2 separate regions of the Homo sapiens genome follow, and region 1 is linked to region 2. A link is a loop called in an ENCODE intact Hi-C map of the cell type or tissue named here. Cell type or tissue: heart left ventricle. All regions are shown on one strand. Links, peaks and the distances in the headings refer to the core of each region. The heading gives the core; the rest is flanking DNA. Region 1 overlaps ACVR2B-AS1 (ACVR2B antisense RNA 1). Region 2 overlaps XYLB (xylulokinase).

The links. Hi-C counts contacts between places; a loop is a spot of excess contacts. Peaks named below come from ENCODE experiments on the same cell type or tissue, not always from the same donor. Only the 100,000 strongest peaks of a DNase experiment are listed, where the experiment ranks them.
Region 1: a loop joins it to region 2, with 1.8 times the contacts of the local background. A loop is called at or near these places in 1 of 110 quality-filtered maps.

What each region holds. Positions count from the first base shown.
Region 1 is chr3:38,440,018-38,451,655 of GRCh38, reverse strand. It overlaps ACVR2B-AS1 (ACVR2B antisense RNA 1), which reads left to right. Exons shown (of 2, transcript NR_028389.1): 2 at 1-629. It also overlaps a transcript of XYLB not described here. Among named protein-coding and RNA genes, the nearest start is that of ACVR2B, 8.1 kb to the left of the region's middle. In heart left ventricle, for the core only: no CTCF peak of the experiment used is centred there; no DNase peak of the experiment used is centred there.
Region 2 is chr3:38,391,951-38,403,588 of GRCh38, reverse strand. It overlaps XYLB (xylulokinase), which reads right to left. Exons shown (of 19, transcript NM_005108.4): 16 at 8,026-8,084; 17 at 6,430-6,517; 18 at 2,604-2,698. Among named protein-coding and RNA genes, the nearest start is that of XYLB, 51 kb to the right of the region's middle. In heart left ventricle, for the core only: no CTCF peak of the experiment used is centred there; a DNase peak (open chromatin) is centred at 6,014.

The sequences.
Region 1 (11,638 bases), core at 4,312-8,311, 48 kb before region 2:
AGTTGTTTTTGTTTTTGTTTTTGTTTTTGTTTTTGAGACAGAGTTTGGCTCTTATTGCCCTCACTGGAGTGCAGTGGCACGATCTCGGCTCACTGCGACCTCCACCTCCTGAGTTCAAGTGATTCTCCTGCCGCAGCCTCCCAAGTAGCTGGAATTACAGGCACGCCACCATGCCCAGCTAAGTTTTGTATTTTTAGTAGATACAGGGTTTCATCATGTTGGCCAGGCTGGTCTTGAACTCCCAACTTCAGGTGACCTGCCTGCCTCAGCCTCCCAAAGTGCTGGGATTATAGAAGTTGACCCTTTTGCAGTTAAAGCTGGAAACTTACTTGTTTTATCCGAGTTCCTTCCTCAGGAAAGGACCTTCAGGCCTCTCACAAAAAGTATCAAAGAACTGAAGCCATAAAAAGTATCAAAAGAACTGAAACCAGATCACTGCACTAGATGCTGGGCCCCTCAGTCACCATGATTGCTTCCTTGCCCCTCCCATGTTCCTGTTTTCTTACATATTGTTACATTTCTTTCCTGCTATATAAACCCTTGGTTTTGGTCAGTCAAGGAGATGGATTTGAGACTGCACTCCCATCTCCTTGGCTGCAGCACCTGATTAAAGCCTTCTTCCTTGGCAATACTTGTCATCTCAGTGATTGGCTTTCTGTGCACCGAGCAGCAGGACCTAGACCAAACCCCTGGTGTTTCGGTAACAATACTTGATTCCTCCCATATACAGTCCATCAGCAAAATAGCCTCAAAAGTGTATCCACCATCCGACTACTTTTTTCCATGTACACTACTGCAACATTGTCTTATATCTGGACTGTTGCAATAGCAGTGAACCAGAAGGGAGCTTAACTGGTCCTCTGAATTCATTCTTGCCTTAAATAAATCTTCCATATAGTAACCAAAGTGATTCCCTGCCATCATTTTGATCATGAGCTCATCAAGCAAATACTAGGCTGGTTGAGAAAGGTGATAATGGATATTTGAAAAACGAGTTCTATTTGGGTTTTCTGTTCTTTTGAACGACTACAAGATTGCTAAATATCACATTTGGTATCAGACATCGGGTGACCAAAAACTGAAAGGCAAAAAAAATCTGAAACCCCAAATGTCTGCTGTAGAATTTATGGCAGTGAATTCTGCCATTAAGGCATTCAGTGTGTTAGGACCACTATTCCCTGGCTTCCCCACCCTTCAACAATCAAGACCAGAAACCAAGGAATTGAGAAGAATCAGTTGAACATGACATTCTTTAGTATCAAGCTATGGAAGAAGATGGAAAACTATAGCATTGTAATAAGACTTGGCATCTATATAATTATAATGAATTCTATTAAGGGATTAAATACATTCATTTAGCAAGATAAACTTTGAAAGTAACCACAGTTTTTATAATGTTATTTGGGAATTTCTTCATTTGAGAAAATATAAGTGGCCTCACCCTCTCTCAGTTTCTGAGAGGCCCTGGTTAGACATTCACTGTAGTGGGTAATTTAGGCATAGCAATACGAAATTAAACAATTTTATGAGAGTACCATTCACAGTGTATAATTGTTGGGGGAGGGGTGGGCAGTGTATACTTTCTTTGGTAATACAGTTCCCCCAAGACTTAATAAGCTATCTGTTATTTCCTAGACACAGTTCTCAAAGTGCTTTATTTCTTTGCCTTATTTATTTTCTTCCTAGACCTCGTACTTTCCCCGCCCCTTTCTCTTAACTTAATGGTGGTTACTTGAGGTCAAAAAAATGAATTGGCTTGGGTAGAAAGCTAACACTATCTCTCAAGAGAGATTAGATTATGCTGTGCTAATGGAAAAATCCCAAAACCTTAATGGCTTAAAATAACAAAATTTATATCTTTCTCGTGATACATATCCATTGGAGGTCAACAAACAAGCTCTACTCATTGTAATAACTCAGGGACACAGACTAAGAGGGCTACCTTTTGATACATGCTTCTACTATTGGAGAGACAAGGGAAAGAGAGCATGGTAAATGCTGGCCCTTAAAACTTCTACCAGACTGGGAAGATGATGGTTAGGTTGTTGGCTGCATTGTTTTTGAATCTTTCAAAATCTTCACATGAAAACACAGAGTAAGCTGGGTGTGATGGCTTATGCCTGTAATCCCAGCACATCAGGAGGCTGAGGCAGGAGCATCACTTGAGCCCAGGAGTTCAAGACTAGCCTGGACAACATAGTGAGACCCCCGTTTGTTAAAAATAAATAAAAATAAGGCTGGGCATGGTGGCTCACGCCTGTAATCTGAGCACTTTGGGAGGCCAAGGCAGGTGGATCACGAGGTCAAGAGATCGAGACCATTCTGGCCAACACGGTGAAACCCTGTCTCTACTAAAAATACAAAAATTAGCTGGGCATGGTGGCACATACCTGTAGTCCCAGCTACTCAGTAGGCTGAGGTGGGAGAATCACTTGAACCCAGGAGGTGGAGGTTGCAGTGAGCCAAAATCATGCCACTGCACTCCAGCCTGGCAACAGAGCAAGACTTGAATGTCTCACAAAATAGCAATAATTAATTAATTAAAATAAATAAATAAATAAAAATGAAAAACACAGAGCAACTGTATGGAAAAAACCAGACCATCCAAGTGCACTCACTGAAAAACCAGGTGACAGGATTTCCCTCAAAACATCAAAATACAAGCAAATAGAGACAAACTACTAATAGCAACAAAAGCTGTGTGGGCGAGCCTCTGCGCAAGAGGGAGCAGGATACAACAGGGTATATGACATACCTGAGAACCTCCAAGAATTCACACAGGATGGGGAAATGTTTAGCTCCACCCAGCAAAATTGGAGTCTTCATGGAAAACTCAGAACATTCAGTAGAGACCCAGAGAGTCACTCCATAGTGGAGCTAAACCAGCCCTAGATAATAAAGGCTATTGTAAACCTCAATACTAAGCTAAAGGAACAAGCCTTGACATGATCAACTTGATCTATAAGTTAATTTAACTACCCACCAGAGGAACCATCACTTTTTAAAGAAATTCTATCAATCTGACACTCAGTAAAAAAATATTTTAAATGCCCACATCTAATAAAAGAATTACTAAGCATAGGAAGAAGCAGGAAAATGTGACCCAAAAGAAGCAGAAAAATCATTCAATAGGAACAGATACAGAAGTGACAGAGATAATGGGATTATCAGTCAAGGATTTTAGTTTAATTTGATTTTTACAGGTATTTTTGTACAAATTCATGGAGGACATGAGAAATTTTGTTGCATGTATATAATGTGTATTGTTCAAGTAATGGCATTTAGGTATCCATCACCCAAGATCAATACATTATTCTTAAATATAGTCACCCTACTCAGCTATCAGACATTGAGTTTATTCTATCTGTATGTTTGTACCCTTTAACCCAGTTCTCTTCACCCACCCACCCCAGCTCCCTACTCACCCCTCCCAGTCTCTGTTATCTATCTCTCTACTGCCATAAAATAAAATATTTTAGTTTCCACATATAAGTGAGAATATATATTTGTCTTGTTGTGCCTGGCTTAGTTCACTTAAGATATATCCAGATCCATCCACGATGCTGCCAATGACAGGGTTTCTTTTTTTTTTAATTAAAATTTATGAGACAAGGTCTCACTATGTTGCCCAGGCTGGTCTCAAACTCTTGGGCTCAAGCAATCCTTCCTCCTCAGTTTCTCCAAGTGTTAGGATTACAGTCATGAGCCACCATGCCTGGCCAATTTCATTCTTTTTAATGGCCGAATAGTATTTCATTGTGTATATATACTACATTTTCTTTATCTGTTCATCCGTTGATGAATGCTTAGGTTGATTCTATATCTTCTCTTTTAAGAATAGTGCAATAATAAACAAGAATGGAGGTATTCCTTTAATATATTGATTCCTTTTCCTTTGGGTAGCTATCCAATACTGGGATTGCAGGATCACATAGTAATTCTGTTTTTAGTTTTTAGAGAACTCTCTATACGGTTGTTTTCCATAATAACTGTGCTAGTTTACATTCCCACCAACAGTGTATAAGAGTTCCCTTTTCGGCCAGATGTGGTGACACATGCCTGTAATCCCAGCATTATGGGAGGCCGAGGAGGGAGGATTGCTGGAGTTCAGGAGTTTGAGACCATCCTGGACCAACATAGGGAGACCCTGCTTGTATCTACAAAAAAAAAAAAAAAAAAAAAAAATTAGCCAGATGTGGTGGTGCATGCCTGTGGTCTCGGCTCTTCAGGAGGCTGAAGTGGGAGGATCACTTGAGCCCAGGAGGTGAAGGCTCCACTGAGCCATGATCGTGACACTGCACTCCAACCTGGGCAACAGAGTGAGACCTTGTCTCCAAAAATAAAATAAAAAAGAGTTCCATTTTCTCTGCATCCTCGTCAACATTGTTATTTTTTGTCTTTATAATAGTAGCCATTCCAGCTGGGATAAGATAATTATATGGTGGCTTTGATTTGTATTTCTCTGATGATAAGTGACATTGAGCATTTTTTCATATGCTGTTATCCATTTATATGTCTTCTTTTCAAAATGTCTATGCATGTCCTTTGTCTACTTTTTAATGGGATTATTTGGGATTTTGTTCCTGTTCAGTTGTTTGAGTTCCTTGTATATTCTGGATATTAGTCCCCTGTTGGATTAATACTTAGCAAATATTTTCTCCCATTCAACAGGTTGTTTCTTTACTCTGTTGATTGTTTCTTTTGCTTTGCAGAAGCCTTTTAGTTTAATAGAGTCCCATTTGTCTATTTTTGTGTTTATGGCCTGTGCTTTTGAGGTCTTAGTCATAAATTCTTTGCCTAGACCAATGTCCAGGAGAGTTTTCCCTAGGTTTTCTTCTGGTATTTTCATAGTTTCAAATTTTGAATTTAAGTCTTTAGTCCATTTTGATTTGGTTTTTGTATATGGTGAGAGATAGGGGTCTGGTTTCATTCTTCTGCATGTGACTACCCAATTTTCCCAGCACTATTTATTGAAGAGGGTTTCCATTCCCCAATATAAGTTCTTGTCAGCTTTGTTAAAGATTCGTTGGCTATAAATATGTGGCTTTATTTCTGGGTTCTCTATTCTGTTCCATTGGTCTATGTGTCTATTTTTATACCAGTACCATGCTATTTTTGTTAATACATCCCTGTAATATATTTTGAAGTAAGGTAATGTGATGCCTCCAGCTTTGTTCTTTTCACTCAGGGTTGCTACTGAGAGGTGAAACCAGCTGGACTCTGGATGGGGTGGGGACTTGGAGAACTTTTCTGTCTTACAAGAGGATTGTAAAATGTACCAATCAGTGCTCTATAGCTAGGATTTTAAAATGCACCAATCAGCATTCTGTGGTTACCTAGAAGTCTGTAAAATGTGCCAATCAGCACTCTGTAAAAATGCACCAATCAGCTCTCTGTGGCTAGCTAGACGTTTGTAAAATGGACCAATCAGCACTCTAATCTGGCAATCAGCACACTGTAAAATGGACCAATCAACAGGACATAGGTGGGGACCAATATGGGAATAAAAGCTGGCCACCCCAGCCAGCAGCAGCAACCCACTTGGGTCTCCTTCCATGCTGTGGAAGCTTTGTTCTTTCACTCTTCACAATAAATCTTGCTGCTGCTCAATCTTTGGGTCCGTGGCACCTTTAAGAGCTGTAACACTCACCACAAAGGTCCACGACTTCATTCTTGAGGTCAGCAAGACCAAGAATCCACCAGAAGGAACCAATTCCAGACACTTCTTGGTGACCAAGAAGGGACTATCGTCAAGCAGTGAGTACCATTGGACCCCTTTCGCTAGCTATTCTGTCCTATTTTTCCTTAGGATTCAGGGACTAAACACCAGGCACCTGTCAGCCAGTTAAAAGTGACTAGCGTGGCCACCGGACTAAAGACATGGGTGTCAGGCTTTCTGGGAAAGGGCTCTCTAACAAACCCTGACTCTTCGGAGTTGGGAGCGTTGGTTTACCTGGAACCAGCTTCCACTTTTCCTGTACATCTGGGCTGACCCAAGGGTTGACAGAAAGGAAAGCCATTCAGCTCCAAGGTCCCAACAAAATGTTGGTTGACCATGTAGCCATGAGTGGAACTCTCAAAGTTACATTGCCCAAGCAACACTTGCCCATCTATCCTATCTATCCTGACCCTTGCCTCCTGGGTCCTAATGCCTGTCAGACAAACTTCCTCCTGCCTCTCTTCTCCGAGACTAGTCCCGCTTTTAGAAAGCACTCCCTGTTTCTGGTGCTTTTCTAGTTTCTCCTATAAGAATGATGTCTAGTATAAATTTCATGACTCTGTTCCCTTCTTTAGGCACCCAGGCTCACCAATTAGACATAATTTTTGCCCAAAGCCCCGTCGCGTGGGGGAGTTCAACTATCCTTTTAGGATCCCTCCTCAGACAAGCAGGCCTAACAAAGGCTATATGGGGAGCTTCAGAAATTATATCCTTCCTATCCATATGATGAGAAGTAAGGACAAAAGGCATTACTCTTCCAACCCTGGAGATCTCTTCCCTCCCTCAGGGTATGGCCCTCCACTCCATTTTTGGGGAATATCATCTTTATAGGAAAGGGGTAAGGTCCCAATACTAACAGGAGAAAATGCTTAGGACTCTAATAGGTTTTCAAGAATGTGTTGTTAAGGGCCACTAAACCTGATTTTTCTTGGTCCTCTTTGCGGTCTAAGAGGGAAGGCAAGGGTGCAGGTTTTCAAGAATGTGTCGGTAAGGGCCACTAAATCCGACCTTCCTCAGTCCTCCTTGTGGTTTAGGAGGAAAACTAGTGTTTCTGCTACTGCATCAGTGAGTACAACTATTCTGATCAGCAGGGTCCAGGGACCATTGCAGATTCTTGGGCAGGCCAGGGGTGGGGGGGCATGGGCAGAAACAAACCAAAACCATGGGCGGTTTTTTCTTTCAGATGGGAAACACTCAGGCATCAACAGGCTCATCCTTGAAATGCATCCTAAGCCACTGGGACCAATTTGACCCGCAAACCCTGATAAAGAGGTGACTCATTTTTTTCTGCACTATGGCCTGGCCCCAATATTCTCTCTCTGATGGGGAAAAATGGCCACCTGAGGGGAGTGTAAATTACAATACTATCCTGCAGCTTGACCTTTTCTGTAAGAGGGAAGGCAAATGGAGTGAAATACCTTATGTCCAAGCTTTCTTTTCATTGAAGGAGAATCCACAACTATGCAAAGCTTGCAATTTTCATTCCACAGGAGGACCTCTCAGCTTACCCCCATTATCCTAGCCTCCCTATAGCTCCCCTTCCTATTAATGATAAGCCTCCTCTAATCTTCTCTGCCCAGAAGGAAACAAGCAAAGAAATCTCCAAAGGACCACAAAAACCCCCAGGCTATCAGTTATGTCCCATTCAAACTGTAGGGGGAGGGGAATTTGGCCCAATCCAGGTACATGTCCCCTTCTCCCTCTCTGATTTAAAGCAGATTAAGGTAGACCTGGGGAAGTTTTCAGATGATCTTGATAGGTATATAGATGTCCTACAGGGTCTAGGGCAAACCTTTGACCCCACTTGGAGAGATGTCATGCTATGAGATCAAACCCTGGCCTTTAATGAAAAGAATGTGGCTTTAGCTGCAACCCGAGAGTTTGGAGATACCTGGTATTTTAGTCAAGTAAATGATAGAATGACAGCTGAAGAAAGGGACAAATTCCCTACCGGTCAGCAAGCCATCCCCAGTATGGATCCCCACTGGGACCTAGACTCAGATCATGGGGACTGGTGTCGCAAACATCTGTTGACCTGTGTTCTAGAAGGACTAAGGAGAATTAGGAAAAAGCCCATGAATTATTCAATGATGTCCACCATAACTCAAGGAAAGGAAGAAAATCCTTCTGTCTTCCTTGAGCATCTACAGGAGGCCTTAAGAAAATACACTCCCCTGTCACCTGACTCCCTCGAGGGTCAATTTATCCTAAAAGATAAGTTTATTTCCCAATCAGTCACAGATATCAGGAGAAAGCTCCAAAAGAAAGCCCTAGGCCCTGAACAAAATCTGGAGGCATTATTAAACATGGCAACCTCAGTGTTCTATAAAAGGGACCAAGAGGAACAGGCTGAGAAGAAAAAGTGAAATCAGAGAAAGGGCACAGCCTTAGTCATGGCCCTCAGACAAACAAACCCTGGTGGTTCAGAGAGGACAGAAAATAGAGCAGGCCAATCAGCTGGTAGGGCTTGTTATCAGTGTGGTTTGCAAGGACACTTTAAAAAAGATTGTCCAGTGAGAAACAAGCTTCCCCCTCGCCCATGTCCACTATGCCGAGGCAATCACTGGAAGGCACACTGCCCCAGAGGACAAATGTTCTCTAGGCCAGAATCCCCCAACCAGCCGATCCAACAACAGGACTGAGGGTGCCTGGAACAAGCACCGGCTTATGTCATCACCCTCACTGAGCCCCAGGTACATTTAACTATTGAGGGACAGGAAATTGACTTCCTCTTGGATACTGGTGCGGCCCTCTCAGTGTTAATCTCCTGCCCTGGTCGGCTGTCCTCAAAGTCCATTACCATCTGAGGAATCCTGGGACAGCCTGTAACCAGGTATTTCTCCCACCTCCTCAATTGTAATTGGGAGACTTTGCTCTTTTCACATGCCTTTCTTGTTATGCCTGAAAGTCCCATATCCTTATTAGGGAGGGACATATTAGCCAAAGCTGGAGCTATTATCTACGTGAATATGGGGAACAAGTTACCCTTTTGTTGTCCCCTGCTTAAGGAGGGAATCAACACTGAAGTCTGGGCATTGGAAGGACAATGCAGAAGGGCAAAAATGCCCGCCCAATCCAAATCAGGCTAAAAGACCCCACCACTTTTCCCTATCAAACGCAATATCCCTTAAGGCCTGAAGTTCATAAAGGATTACAGGATATTGTTAGACATTTAAAAGCTCAAGTCTTAGTAAAAAAAAAAAAAAAAAAAAAAAATGCAGCAGTCCCTGCAACACCCCAATTCTAGGAGTAGAAAAACAGAACAGTCAGTGGAGACTACTGCAAGATCTTAGACGCATTAATAAGGCAGTAATTCCTCTATATCCAGTTGTACCCAACCCCTATATCCTGCTCTCTCAAATACCAGAGGAAGCAGAATGGTTCATGGTTCTGGACCTCAAGGATGCCTTCTGTATTCCCCTGCACTGTGACTCCCAGTTTCTCTTTGCCTTTGAGGATCCCACAGACCACACATCCCAACTTATGTGGACGGTCTTGCCCCAAGGGTTTAGGGATAGCCCTCATCTGTTTGGTCAGGCACTGGCCCAAGTTCTAGGCCACTTCTCAAGTCCAGGCACTCTGGTCCTTTAGCATGTGGATGATTTACTTTTGGCTACCAGTTCAGAAGCCTCATGCCAGCAGGCTACTCTAGGTCTCTTAAACTTTCTAGCTAATCAAGGGTACAAAGCATTTAAATCGAAGGCCCAACTCTGCCTACAACAAGTCAAATAGCTAGGCCTAGTCTTAGCCAGAGGAACCAGGGCCCTCAGCAAGGAATGAATACAGCCTATACTGGCTTGTCCTTGCCCTAAGACATTAAAACAATTGCAGGGGTTCCTTGGAATCACTGGGTTTTGCTGACTATGGATCCCCAGATAGAGCGAGATGGCCAGACCACTCTATACTCTAATCACGGAGACCCAGAGGGCAAATACTCATCTAGTAGAATGGGAACCAGAAGCAGAAACAGCCTTCAAAACCTTAAAGCAGGCCCTAGTACAAGCTCCAGCCTTAAGCCTTCCCACAGGACAAAACCTCTCTTTATATATCACAGAGAGAGCAGGATTAGCTCTTGGAGTCCTTACTCAGACTCGTGGGACAACCCTACAACTAGTGGCATACCTAAGTAAGGAAATTGATGTAGTAGCAAGAAGCTGGCCTCACTGTTTATGGGTAGTTGCGGCAATGGCCATCTTAGTATCAGAGGCTATCAAAATAATACAAGAAAAGAATCTCACTGTCTGGACTACTCATGGTGTAAATGGCATACTAGGTGCCACAGGAAGTTTATGGCTATCAGACAACCACCGGCTTAGATACCAGGAGCTACTCCTTGAGGGACTGGTGCTTCAAATATGCATGTGTGCAGCCCTCAACCCTGCTACTTTTCTCCCAGAGGATGGAGAACCAATCAAGCATGACTGCCAACAAATTATAGTCCAGATTTATGTTGCCTGAGAGGATCTCTTAGAAGTCCCCTTAGCTAATCCTGACCTTAACTTACATACTGCTGGAAGTTCATTTGTGGCTAATAAGATACAAAGGGCAGGTTATGCCATAGTTAGTGATGTAACAGTACTTGAAAGTAAGCCTCTTCCCCCAGGGACCAGCGATCAGTTAGTAGAACTAGTGGCACTTACGTGAGCCTTAGAACTGGGAAAGGGAAAAAGAATAAATGTGTATATAGATAGCAAGTATGCTTATCTAATCCTACATGCCCATGCTGCAATATGGAAAGAAAGGGAGTTCCTAACCTCTGGGGGAACCCCCATTAAATATCACAAGGAAATCATGGCGTTATTACAGTGCAAAAACCCAAGGAGGTGGCAGTCTTACACTGCCAAAGCCATGAGGAAGGATAGGGGAGAATAGCAGCATAAGCGGCTGGTAGAGGCAGGGAAAGACCAGCAGAAAGTCAAAGAGAGAAAGAAAGAGGAAAGAGAGAGAGAGGGGGAAAGACGGAAAGTCAGAGAAGGAAAGAGAGAGGGGAAAGACAAAGTCAAAGAGAGAAGGAAAGAGGGAGGGGAAGAGACAGAGAGACAAAAAGGGAGTGAGAGAGAGAGAGAGGAAGAGACAAAGACAGAAAGTCAGAGAGAAAGAGACAGAGAAGGAAAGAGAGAGAAAGAGAGAGAGATAGAAGTAGTAAAGAAAAAAGTGTGTACCCTATTCCTTTAAAAACCAGGGTAAATTTAAAACCTATAATTGATAATTGAAGGTCTTCTCTGTAACCCTGTAACACTCCAATACCACCTTGTTGTCAGTGTAACCAAGAGCGTAGCCCAAAAGCACTGAGGCCACTGACAATCTATAGCCTTCTTATCAAAAATCCTTAACCCAGCAGGTTTCCTGACAGGAGATCTAAAGCTTAATTAATTACCACACAAAGATCTGAACAGACCTAGGAGGAACCCCCTTTGGGACAGGATGATAGATGGTTCCTCCAAAGCTATTAAGGGAAAAAGACACAATGGGTATTCAGTAAGTGATAAGGAAACTCTTGTAGAAGCAGAGTTAGGAAAGTTGCTTAATAATTGGTCTGCTCAAACGTGTGAGCTGTTTGCACTCAGCCAAACCTTAAAGTACTTACAGCATCAGAAAGGAGCCATCTATACCAATTCTAAGTTAATATGGACTGAACGAGGTCTTATTAATAGCAAAGAATAATTGAAATCCCAAACTTACAAGGTTTTTGACAAAAGTAAAGCTTGCTAAAAGTTAACAGTGTAACATGTATTATCCTAACTTCTAATCTTGAGGAAATCAGACCATATTAGTGCCCCTCAAAGCTGAAGTCTGTCAGTGCAGGGCCATACAACTAATAACCTTACTTATAGGGTTAGGAATGGCCACTGCTACAGGAACCAGAATCGCCAGTTTATCTACTTTACTATCCTACTACCACACACTCTCAAAGGATTT
Region 2 (11,638 bases), core at 3,850-7,849:
TCTCCCTGATGAGCAAGAGGTGTGTGAGGAGAGACTCTCTGCCCAATGTCACCTTCTGATCCCTGCCTTCGAATACAGCTGTGAAGACATGATGTTTGGGGCAGCTATAGCTGTCCTGTCACCATGTGGAGCACATCCAGAGCTGCACTATCCAATACAGTAGCTGCAAGCCATGTATACCTTTGCATACTTGAAGCATGCCCAGAACTATAAGTGTTAAATGCACACCAAATTTCAAAAGCTTCATGCAAAAAAGGAAATGTAAAATATCATATTAGTAACTTTTTTTTTTTTTTTTTGAGACAGGGTCTCTGTCGCCCAGGCTGGAGTGCAGTGGTGTGATCTTGGCTTACTGCAACCTCCACCTTCTGGGCTCAAGTAATCCTCCCACCTCAGCCTCCCGAGTAGCTGGGATTACAGGCACATACCCACCCAGCTAATTTTTTAATTTTTTGTAGAGACACGGTTTTTGCCATGCTGCCCAGGCTGGTCTCGAACTCCTGGGCTCAAGCAATCTGCCCACCTTGGCTTCCCAAAGTGCTGGGATTACAGGTGTGAGCCACTGCATCCGGCCCCACATTAGTAACTTCAAATTTATCACGTTGACATGACAATATTTCAGATATAGTGGATTAAATAAAATGTATTAAAATTAATTTTAATCATTTATTTTTATTTTTACTTTTACTTTAAAAAATGAGGCAACCGAATATTTTAAATGACATATGTGGCTCACATTATGTTCCCATTGTCCACTGCTGACCTAAGGAATTGCAGGGAAGATGACCAGAGTTCTCATGTTGAACCACTGAACCAATTCTACCCCCAGATTTCCTATTAGATTATAAAGCCATTTTGGTCAAGGATTCTTTTTAAGCCTCACAATTAGCAAGTTAAAGGGAGGCAGGACAGATGGTGTGCCCACTTCACAGATAAACAAACAGAGGTCTGGAGACAAGGAGTGCTGCTTAAGGTCTCATGGTGAAGGAGAAGCAGAATAAGAATCAGAACTTAAATGTCCTTTATCTCGACATTGAATCTTTCCAGTGTATCGAGTGGCCTCTCGAACATGAGAGAAAAATAGCCTCTCACAAACAGAAAAATTACAGATGCTTGGGCACACCTATGTGTGTGGTTTGTCTGCTCTAGACAGCATGAGCTCTTGCTTCCAAGATATGCTGGGAGACAATTCTCCATAGTGTTTCTACATGTCTTATGACAGCTTTCGTTTCAGACCATCTTTTCAAGGATGTTTGTAAAGTATAGAGACATAAAGATAGTGTCTCTCTCCAGGGCAGAGACACTGGAGAGAATGTTTATCTGTTTGCTGACAAGAATAAAAAGGATAATGTCTCCTTTGGTGGCAAAGTTTAGACAGGTTTGCTCGCAGTTTCTTTACAAGGTTGGGAGTTTTCTATGCTCGGGATCATTTAGTTGTATCACAGACTATTATGTGCCAGTATCCACCTGGGCCCACTTTGCATCACCCTGTGGAATTTGGGGGCCAAGGGAAAATGAGGCAAGCATGAAGCTCATGCTTCCTGATGAACCATGAGTTCATCATGGTTCATCATAATAAAGCCCTTTGTCTCTGATCCAGGAGTCCCGTGTCTTCTGCCTGCCGCTACAAAATGGTGGCAGGCTCACTTGTTAGCTTGCAAGTCAGGTAAATCTCAGACCCTTCACAGTTCCTTACAAGATGCACCCACCCCTGCTGCTGGGCTGCCAGACCCTTCTGTAAATAGGTGCAGTGGTGTGGCGGATGCTATGGTGTGCCATCCAGATTCACCTCGGGAATGAAGAACTTATTCTCCCAACTGATGGGAGTGCTGTTGGCAGAGAGCCCTCAGCTGACAGCCCACTTTGGAGACTGCTTTAGCTATAAAGAGCTGCCTCACCCCATCCTGGGGTGGCCCACATGTGATGACTGATTGACATGGGGTATAAAGGCCCAGCCCCTTAGACCAACTGGGTAAAACTCTAAAGGTCATCTCAGCTTCGGAGCTTTCTGTAGGAATAGCTTAGGCTCCAGAAATTGCATTGCTGCTCACCTTCTCCCTCTGTCCAATCCTGTCTACTCCCTTTCCTTTCTGCAGTTGTGGATTCCAAGAGCAACTCCCCCGACTCCCATAAACCTCATATATCTTAGTTGACATCTCAGACTCTGCTTTCTGAGGGACCCAACCTGCAACAAGTGAGGTCTGCCTTCACAGGGATTTCCTGGCCTGGGTGACTGCACAGCTATCTTGGGTCTAGACTTGAGATTTCAGTGCTAGAAACCCAGCATGTCTTGAATTTCAGTGATGGATCCTTTCAGTAGCTTTTATAGCCCAGTGACATGGAAGGGCCCACCGTGAGGCATAAGAAGCAATACAAATATGCCCAGCAATCCATCTGACCCTGGCTGTAAAATCAGCAGTATCTGTGACTTGCAGCTGACAACATGGCCCTTTAGCTCCATTTTCTTGATAATTTCAATAAAGCAGAATTTCTCCTTTAGTTGAGCACATCACGTTCAATGTAGGTGACCTTTTGGTGGGGGAAAAAACCCTAGCGGGCTTTCATAATGCAAATGCTACAAACAAATTCCGATGGTCTCTCACCTGAGAAGCTCCCGGGCTTGGGGTAGCAGCTAGTCTGGGATTTGGAGCTAACTTCACAACCTCTGAAAAGGGCACATCTGTTCCACCTGCAAGACCTAGAAGGGAAAGGTCACTTCACATTAGTGCATGTTGCAAGTGAAGACGTTAACCAAAAACACCACGAAGGATCTCACTGGGGTGGCAAACTGTTCTAAAACTGGATTATAGTGATGGTTGCACAATTCAGTACATTTATGAAAAATCAATGAATTGGACACTTAAAATGGATGATTTTTATGTCATATAGATTGTACCTCAATAAAATTACAAAACAAAACAAAAAAATGGCAAGTGCAGGCTTGTCTCCAGCAGGACCCAGCTTGTCTTTCTCTTTGTGGTTGTGCCTTTCATGGAATAGGTCGGGTAACCTCGACATATGATGGGGAAGGGTCTGCCTGCCCCTCCTCTCTCCCCTCGTTCACCACATTCTGGACAGCCTGGTCTTCTCTCCACTCATTCTGCCTCAGAGCCTTTTCACTGTATGGAATGTTCTTTCCACTCTTCACATGCCTGTTCCCTTCTCCTCAGCTAAGATGCACCTAAGACCATCACTTGCTCAGGAGGCCCTCCTTAGCGCTCAGCACCATCTGCTTTTCCTCAGAGCACTTTTCCCAACTTGTGCCCATATATTTCAGTGATTATTGGTTTAAGATCCCTCTTTTGCTGAGCTGTAAAGTCCACGAGGCCAGATACTGTGTCTCTCCGGGTCACCACTATAACCATGGTGCCTAGCACACCATCTGGCATACAGGGGGCACTCAATAATTACTCACCAAGCAAATGAGTAGCAGGGGGAAGGTTGCCATTGGTGGGCAAGAAACAATGAGCAATTTCTAGGGAAGGTAGGTAGTAGCGTCAGATATACAAACACCACCACCACCAGGAGTGAAGAAGGGCCCTCTGAAGATGTGAGGACCAGTTTTCCTAACCAAATGCTAGAAAATCCCAGCTCAGAGCAGAATGGATGAGGGACTGGAATGGTGGTGGGGTGGACAGCAGAGAAACTAATCAAAAGACTCTGGTTCCATCTCCACTCATACTCGCAGACTGGCTACACAAGACAGTCATCCCCAGACCCAGATGGGGAGAAGATATCTCCAAATGAAGTGGTTAGTATCCCTCTGGGTAGGGACTGGTGAGCTAAGATTTGGCTCGGGCTTTGGTTTTGGAGGGCAGAGCAGGGCAGTGGCCCAGGTACCCTTTGGCAAGCACAGAAAGGGAAAAAGAATAAAACAAAACACAGTGCAGGATGGCAGTGAAGTCCCTAAAGGGAAACTCCTTTCCCACTTCCACAAAAGAATTATGAAGCAGACCCCATACTTCTCATCAGCAACCCTGAAGGCCAGAAGATTATGGAAGAGTATCTTCACAGTTCTCAGGAAAAGTATTTTGAACATAGAGTCTTTTACCCAGCCAGTATTTGGGAGGATGAAACAAAGGCCTTGTTGGACATGTCAGGCCTCAAAACCATCACCTATTGAATTCTCTCTTAAAATATTTATTTAGGTTGTATATTCCAACAAAACTACCATACAGCCTGGGTGCGGTAATCCTAGCACTAGGATTCATGCCTGTAATCCTAGTACTTTGGGAGGGTGAAGTGGGTGGGATCACTTGAGCCCAGGAGTTCGAGTTCAGCCTGGGCAACATGGCGAAACCCTATATCTACAAAAATTAGCCAGGTGTGGTGGTGTGTGCCTGTAGTCCCAGCTATCCGGGAGGCTGAGGTGGGGGTGGGAAGATCACCTGAGTCTAGGAGGTCGAGGCTGCAGTGAGCCATGACTACGCCACTGCACTCCAGGCTGGACAACAGAGACCTTGTCTTAAACAAAACAAAACAAAACCTCAGCATAGAAATAAAGGAGAAAGAAGAAGAAGTTTGTTTTTTTTTGTTTTTTGTTTTGAGATGGAGTCTTGCTCTGTTGCCAGGCTGGAGTGCAGTGGTGCGATCTCGGCTCACTGCAACAGCTCACTGCAACCTCCGCCTCCCAAGTTCAAGCTATTCCCCTGCCTCAGCCTCCCGAGTAGCTGGGACTACAGGCGTGCGCCACCATGCCCAGCTATTTTCTTTTTTTTTTTGTATTTTAGTAGAGACGGGGTTTCACCCTCTAGGCCAGGATGATCTCGATCTCCTGACCTCATAATCCGCCTACCTTGGCCTCCCAAAGTGCTGGGATTACAGGCGTGAGCTACTGCACCCAACCGAAATGTCAGGAAGTTAAAAAAAAAAAAAAGACAAAGTAACAAACAGAGGAAGGAAGGAAGGAAGGCAGGCAGGCAGGCAGGCAGGCAGGCAGGCAGGCAGACTCATAGGTAAGTGTGAATAAAAGCCAATATAATATTAAATGTACTTAATATAAGAATCTGGAAATAAATTCCCAAGTGATCTTGATATAGGATATGGCATGAGGCAGGGTGAGGTAGATGGGGTGGGGAGAGAATAAATGAGTAAGAGGTTAATTATTTTTTTTTGTTTTTTGAGATGGAATCTCACTTTGTCACCCAGGCTGGAGTGCAATGGCGCAATCTCGGCTCACTGCAACCTCTGCCTCCCGGGTTCAAGCGATTCTCCTGCCTCAGCCTCCCGAGTAGCTGGGACTACAGGTGTGTGCCACTATGCCCAGCTAATTTTTGTATTTTTAGTAGAGATGGGGTTTCACCATATTGTCCAGGCTGGTCTCGAACTCCTGACCTTGTGATCCACCCGCCTCGGCCTCCCAAAATGCTGGAATTACAGGCATGAGCCACCACACCCGGCCAAGGTTAATTATTGAGAGAAGGATATGTTGCCTGATTAATTCTCAACGTTGATAGAAAAACATAAGCTTAGGCCGGGTGCGGTGGCTCACGCCTGTAATCCCAGTACTTTGGGAGGCCAAGGTGGGCAGATCACAAAGTCAGGAGATCGAGACCATCCTGGCTAACACAGTGAAACCCCTCCTCTACTAAAAATACAAAAAATTAGCTGGGCATGGTGGCAGGCACCTGTAGTCCCACCTACTCGGGAGGCTGAGGCAGGAGAATGGTGTGAACCCGGGAGGCAGAGCTTGCATTGAACCAAGATTGCACCACTGCACTCCAACCTGGTGACAGAGCAAGACTCCGTCTCAAAAAAAAAAAAAAGAAAAGAAAAATATAAGCTGAAATAGGTATGTTAAATGTTAAGAATATGAAAAGAATAGAACCACCTGGGCTGCTACAGGAGCTCCCTGAGCAAGCAGGAGACAGAGCAAATTGATCCAACTTGAAGGACTGCCCTTGCAGGTAGGTGCTGCTCCTGCCAGAACTCGCCTAGATCGGGGAGCTTCCCTTAATACCCAGAGTTTTAGCGAGGCCTCCAACAGGGCAACAGGGCTCCATGGTGCTGTCCAGGGTCCTGGACTGCTTGGGCCTGAAGCCTTCCCCTTTGTTTCAACTTCTGTTCTTGCTGAAAAGACGGCTCTGGACTTTGTCCACCTCTCCTGCCCTCTAGCTGTCCAGACTCATGCCCACGTGCTCTCAACCATGCCCTGTGTTCTTTTCCCATGTCCCTGTGCTGACCTTAACTCTGACCAGACCTCATTCAGTTAGGACCCAGCCTCTTTTTCTCCACTTTAAGCAAAGAATAAAGGAACAGAGAGTATGGGTTGGTTCTCACCTGCTGGGAGCTAGAAAAATGAAGCTGAAGTCCCCAAGACTCCAATGTCCCCAAAGACTGGGTACACCTCACTCTCCCCTTTCCACCCTCCTCAGCCCACCCCATGTCCTGGCCACTTCCAGAGATAGCTGTCTCCCTCCATCAACCTACCATGAAAAGCTCGGTATGCAGAACCCACACAGGCCGAGTTGGCAGTGTCTATAACATACACCGGGGCATCAAACACATCTGCAAGCACCTGAAAAGGACACAGAGGTTCTACTGTGGTGAGCCATTCCTCAGAGGGAACACAGACATTGTGGGATGCACTTTCCAGGCTCTCTCCCTCATATGTCTTCTGACCCCTTCCATTCCACCTCGACTGCCTTAAGAGGAGTATGCTTGGTCATGCTACCCTGGTGATAATAGAGTCAGGATGAGCTGGGGGAAGTCCGTAGTGGAGAGCCACAGCTCCCCAGGCTGTCCCTGTACTTTTTAGCCATTTCACCAAAGACAAGGCAGAAGATTTAGGAAGTATGTTTAGCAAATGGCACTGACCTAGGGCTGGAGACAGCTGGGTATTAGACTAACATTAACAAGCCCAAACAAACCCAAGCTAACAAGAGCATGTTTCATGGGCATAATGGTGAAGTTTCCCATTTAGGTTCACAAATAAATTGCATACATTTCAAATGGAGGACCTGTACTAAGAGGAGTTCACATGGAAAGAACTTGGGGGAGGTCTTAGTTGACCAGAGATATTGTAGTAGATGCCACTGATGCCGACCCAGATCCCCCTCACTGGACCATTGTGCATCCTGCCCCAGCTGCTGTGAGTACTGGCTACTAATGGCTTGCAGCACTACCTCCTCAAGAAAGCTGACCTTGGCTGAGCATAGGCCACCGCTCACAGGAGATTTAACCTCCCCAGGGTGGCCTGTTGGCCCCCTTGTCCCAAGGTAAAATCAGCTCTGTGGTATAATTCATGTTCCAGAGCCCCACCTCCCCACCAGGATGGAGCTGAAGTAGACTCCAGACAAGACCATATCCTCACTTATCCTTCTTCCTCTGCACTGCCCTGAGTCCCTCACTTCCTTCTTCCTGGGAGTACTCTCTCAACAAACTGCTTATAGAAGAATTCCCATTTCAGGCTCTGTTTCTAGAAAAATCTTACCTAAGATAGGTAGTCACAAGCAAACAGCTAATACAGTTACTCTAACAGTTAAGGCAGCCCCAGGCTACACCCAAAAATGCACAATGTCTCCATAACAGGCTCTGACAGCCCCACAGGTGACAGTCTGAGTGTCAGACATCTGCAGGTTGATTCTACTTTTGGTCATATGTTTCTGGCATAATGAAGGACCAGAAGGACAGTAACAGTCTGGCAACTGTGTTATAAGAGGACTGGTTGGAGAATCAGCGATGGTTACATTGGAAGGCAGAGGCCTTGAGGAAGACAAGAACACTGGCACTAGATGTGAGAAGGTTTGCCATGTGGAAGAACAGGCACTTTCCATGTGACTCCAGAGGACAGTGCTGGTATCAGAGAGTGGATTGTACACAGCCATAGAATTCACCTGCATGTGAGACAGATCCCACTCACAGTGTGAGCTGTAAGGCAACAGAGCTGCTTCCTGGAGTGTGAGCTAAGAGCTCCCCATTCCTGCAGGAGTGGGAATGGAGGCTGTCCTTCCTATCCAGTCTCTGGCTCTTAGACATAACAGATATGGGAGAGGCCATGGTGTAAGGCCCACTACTAACGCTTACCTGTAAGATTTCTCTATTGTGAGATGCTCCTCCTGTGGCCAAAATCTTTGTCTTGGACACTGCAAGGGAAAAGAAAAAAGTAAAATAGCTATGCCAGTTCTCCCAAGGCAGAAAGGGCTGTTTTTGCAGAGTTCTTCAGCTACAGAGGGCTCATGATGGGCCAATGCCTCCCACTTATCACACAGGACTACGGGAGAGATCCAAAGCTGGCTCTGTGTGTGCAGGCCTGTCACATTCATTTGCTTGTAAGGTTGCTGCCCCACCCACCTTAACTGTCTTTAATACTTTTTTTGTTTTAAATATCTCAACAAAACAGGAGAAGGGAACTTCCTTAAATGATAAAAGTCATATATCCACAACTTATAACAAATGTCATTCTTAACAGAGATTTAGAAGCACTTTCTTTCAGACTGGTGTGTCAGCCAGATTCCAAAATGGCCTCCACATAATCCCTCCCTCCTGATATTCACACCTTCAAGTAGTCCCCCCTCACATTCAATAGGGCCGACTTGTATACCCAATAGAACCTTGTGTAAATGATGAAGTATGAAGTCCAAGACTAGATGATAAAAGACATTGAGGCTTCCATCTCGCTCTGACACAGATCATGCTCTCTTGGATCACTCACTTTGGGGAAAGCTAAGTGCCACATCCTGAAGACACTCAAGCAGCCCTAGGGAGAGGTCTACATGGCAGGAGACTGAGGCCTCTTGCCAACAGCCACATGAGTGAGCCAGCCTGGAGGCAGATCCTCCAGCGTCAGTCAAGCCTTCAGATGACTGCAGCCCCAGATGACATTGTGACTGCAACCTCAGGAGATATCCTCAATCAGAATCACCCAACCATGCTGAAACCAAATTCTTGACCCAAAGAAACTGTATAAGAGAATAAACATTTATTACTGTTTTAAGCTGCTAAATTTTGAGATAATTTGTTACATGGCAATAGATAACTAATACAACTACAAACAAAACAAAGATTCACAGTATCCAGTCCACTGTTTAACACAGTATTAGATCTACCAGTCAATGCCATAAGATAACAAAAACAACTAAAATATATAAGTATTGAAATAAAGGAAAAGAAAACTGTCATTTGCAGACAATAGTCCATCTATTTGGAAAAAATAAAGAATAAACAAACTAATAAAACTAACAAGAGTTTAATAAGTTTGCCAGATACAAAATCAACTTATAATAATCAATGGCATTTCTAATAATAATCAACTATCAAATACAATAGAAAATATATAAATTAACTTTCACAACAGCAACCAGAAATGTAAGGTAGACTTACATGTAAGGGAATACCTTAACAAAGAATTCAAAAGTCTCTATTAAGAAAAAGTTGAAATTGTTGTTAAAGTACAAAAAAGAATATCTAAATAAATTAAAAGATATTCCATGGTCTTGAATGAATATGAATTAACATTATAAATATGTCAATCTTTTCCAATTAATGTATACATCCTATTCAACCTAAATAAAAATTCCAGCTGGACTCTTTTAAGGAACTAGACCAATTTCTTATAAAATATTTGTGGAAAAATGAAGACCTATAAACAGCTCAGACAATATTTTAAAAAGAAAAGCAAGGAGGGGATAATTGCTATACTACATATTAAAACATTATTATGGGCTGAAGTGTGTCTACCCTAAATTTATATGTGGAAGTCCTAAACCCCAGTTTCTCAGAATGTGAGTGTATTTGAAGATAAAGACAGATATTACCTCTTTAAAGAGGTAATTAAGTTAAAAATAAAGTCATTAGGGGTGGGCCCTAATCCAGTATGACTGATGTCCTTATGAGAAGAGAAAATGAAGACACAGGGACACACAGGAGGAGACCATGTGGAGACACAGGAAGAAGGTGACCATCTACAAGCTAAGGAAAGAGGCCTAAGAAGAAATTAACCCTGCCGACACCTTGATCGCAGACTTTTAGCCTCCAGAACTGTGAGAAAATAAATTTCTGTTGCTTAAGCCACCCATTCTGTGGCACATTCTTATGGCAGCCCTAGCCAACTAATACTGACATACTACAAAGCCACAATAATACAACAGTTTTTCTGCCCCAAGAACAAGACCAATAAACCCATGAAGTAGAAACAGGAGTGCAGGTCAGGTGCCATGGTTCATGCCTGTAATCCCAGCACTTTGGGAGGCCAAGGCAGGTAGATTGCTTGAGCCCAGGACTTTGAGACCAGCCTGGGAAAAATGGCAAGACCCTGTTTCTATAAAAACTATTTAAAAATTAGCCAGGCATGGTAGCACGTTGTCTGTAGTCCTAGCTACTCGGGATGCTGAGGTGGGAGGAACCCAGGAGGTGGAGGTTGCAGTGAGCTGAGATCGCGCCGCTGCACTCCAGCCTGTGCGGCAAAGTGAGACCCTGTCTCCAAAAAAAGGAAAAAAAAAATGAAAGGGAGTACAGAGAAAGACCCATGTATATATAGGGACTGGATAAATGATAAAGGGGGCACTACAAGTAATGGGGTAAAACAGACCACTTAGTAAATAGTGTTTGGAAAACTGGATCAACATGTGGAAAAAATCAAATTGGATCCCAAGTTACATCATTCGCAAAGACTTCAGATGGATCAAAGTCCTAAATGTGGAAGGTAAAATTGTAACATCAACAGGAGAAACATAAAACAGTACTTCTGTGATACTGGAGTGGGGGGAAATCTCTTAAACAATATCTCAAAAGCATAAAATGGAAGATGAAAAATTGATGAATTTCATCAAAATTCTGTTAAATTGCTGACACTATAAATAAGCAACAGATAAATGAGAGATATCTGCAACACAAAAAACTGTCAAAAACCTAATATTCAAAGTATACAATAAAATCCTACAAATCAATAAGAGAAAGATAGGAAATCAAATAGAAAAATGGGAAAGAATGTACATAGCCAATTCAGAGAAAGAAACCAGAGTTACAAAGAGCTGTTCAAAATCATTATTAATTGGCCAGGCACGGTGGCTCACGCCTGTAATCCCAGCACTTTGGGAGACCGAGACGGGTGTATCACCTGAGGTCAGGAGTTTGAGATCAGCCTGGCCAACATGGTGAAATCCCATCTCTACTAAAAATACAAAATTAGCTGGGCATGGTGGTGTGCGCCTGTAATCCCAGTTATTCAGGAGGCTGAGGCAGGAGAATCACTTGAACCGGGAGGTGGAGGTTGCAGTGAGCCGAGATCGCGCCATTGCACTCCAGCCTGGGCAAAAAGAGCGAAACTCCATCTCAAAACAAAACAAAACAAAATCATCGTTAATTAAGAAAACACAAATTAAACTAACACTGAGATACCAGTTTGCACCCATCAGACTGGCAACAGATTTAAAGGTTGTTGCTGTTAAGTGTTGGTGGGGATATGGGAAAATAAGAACCCTCATAAACTGCTGCTGAGAGTACACAACTGACTTCATGACAGCAGGGGTCTCAAGACCCTTCCCTCCACTCCCTTACACTCAGCAGCAGAAGCAGCAGCAGTGTTTGTCCCCAAGCTAAAGTAAAGAAGTGCTCATTAGTGAAAGTGGGCTACTAGCTGGGGAGGGTGCATGGGGGGACTGAGTGAAGAGGAACTTGAAATGACACTGAGCTCCCACAG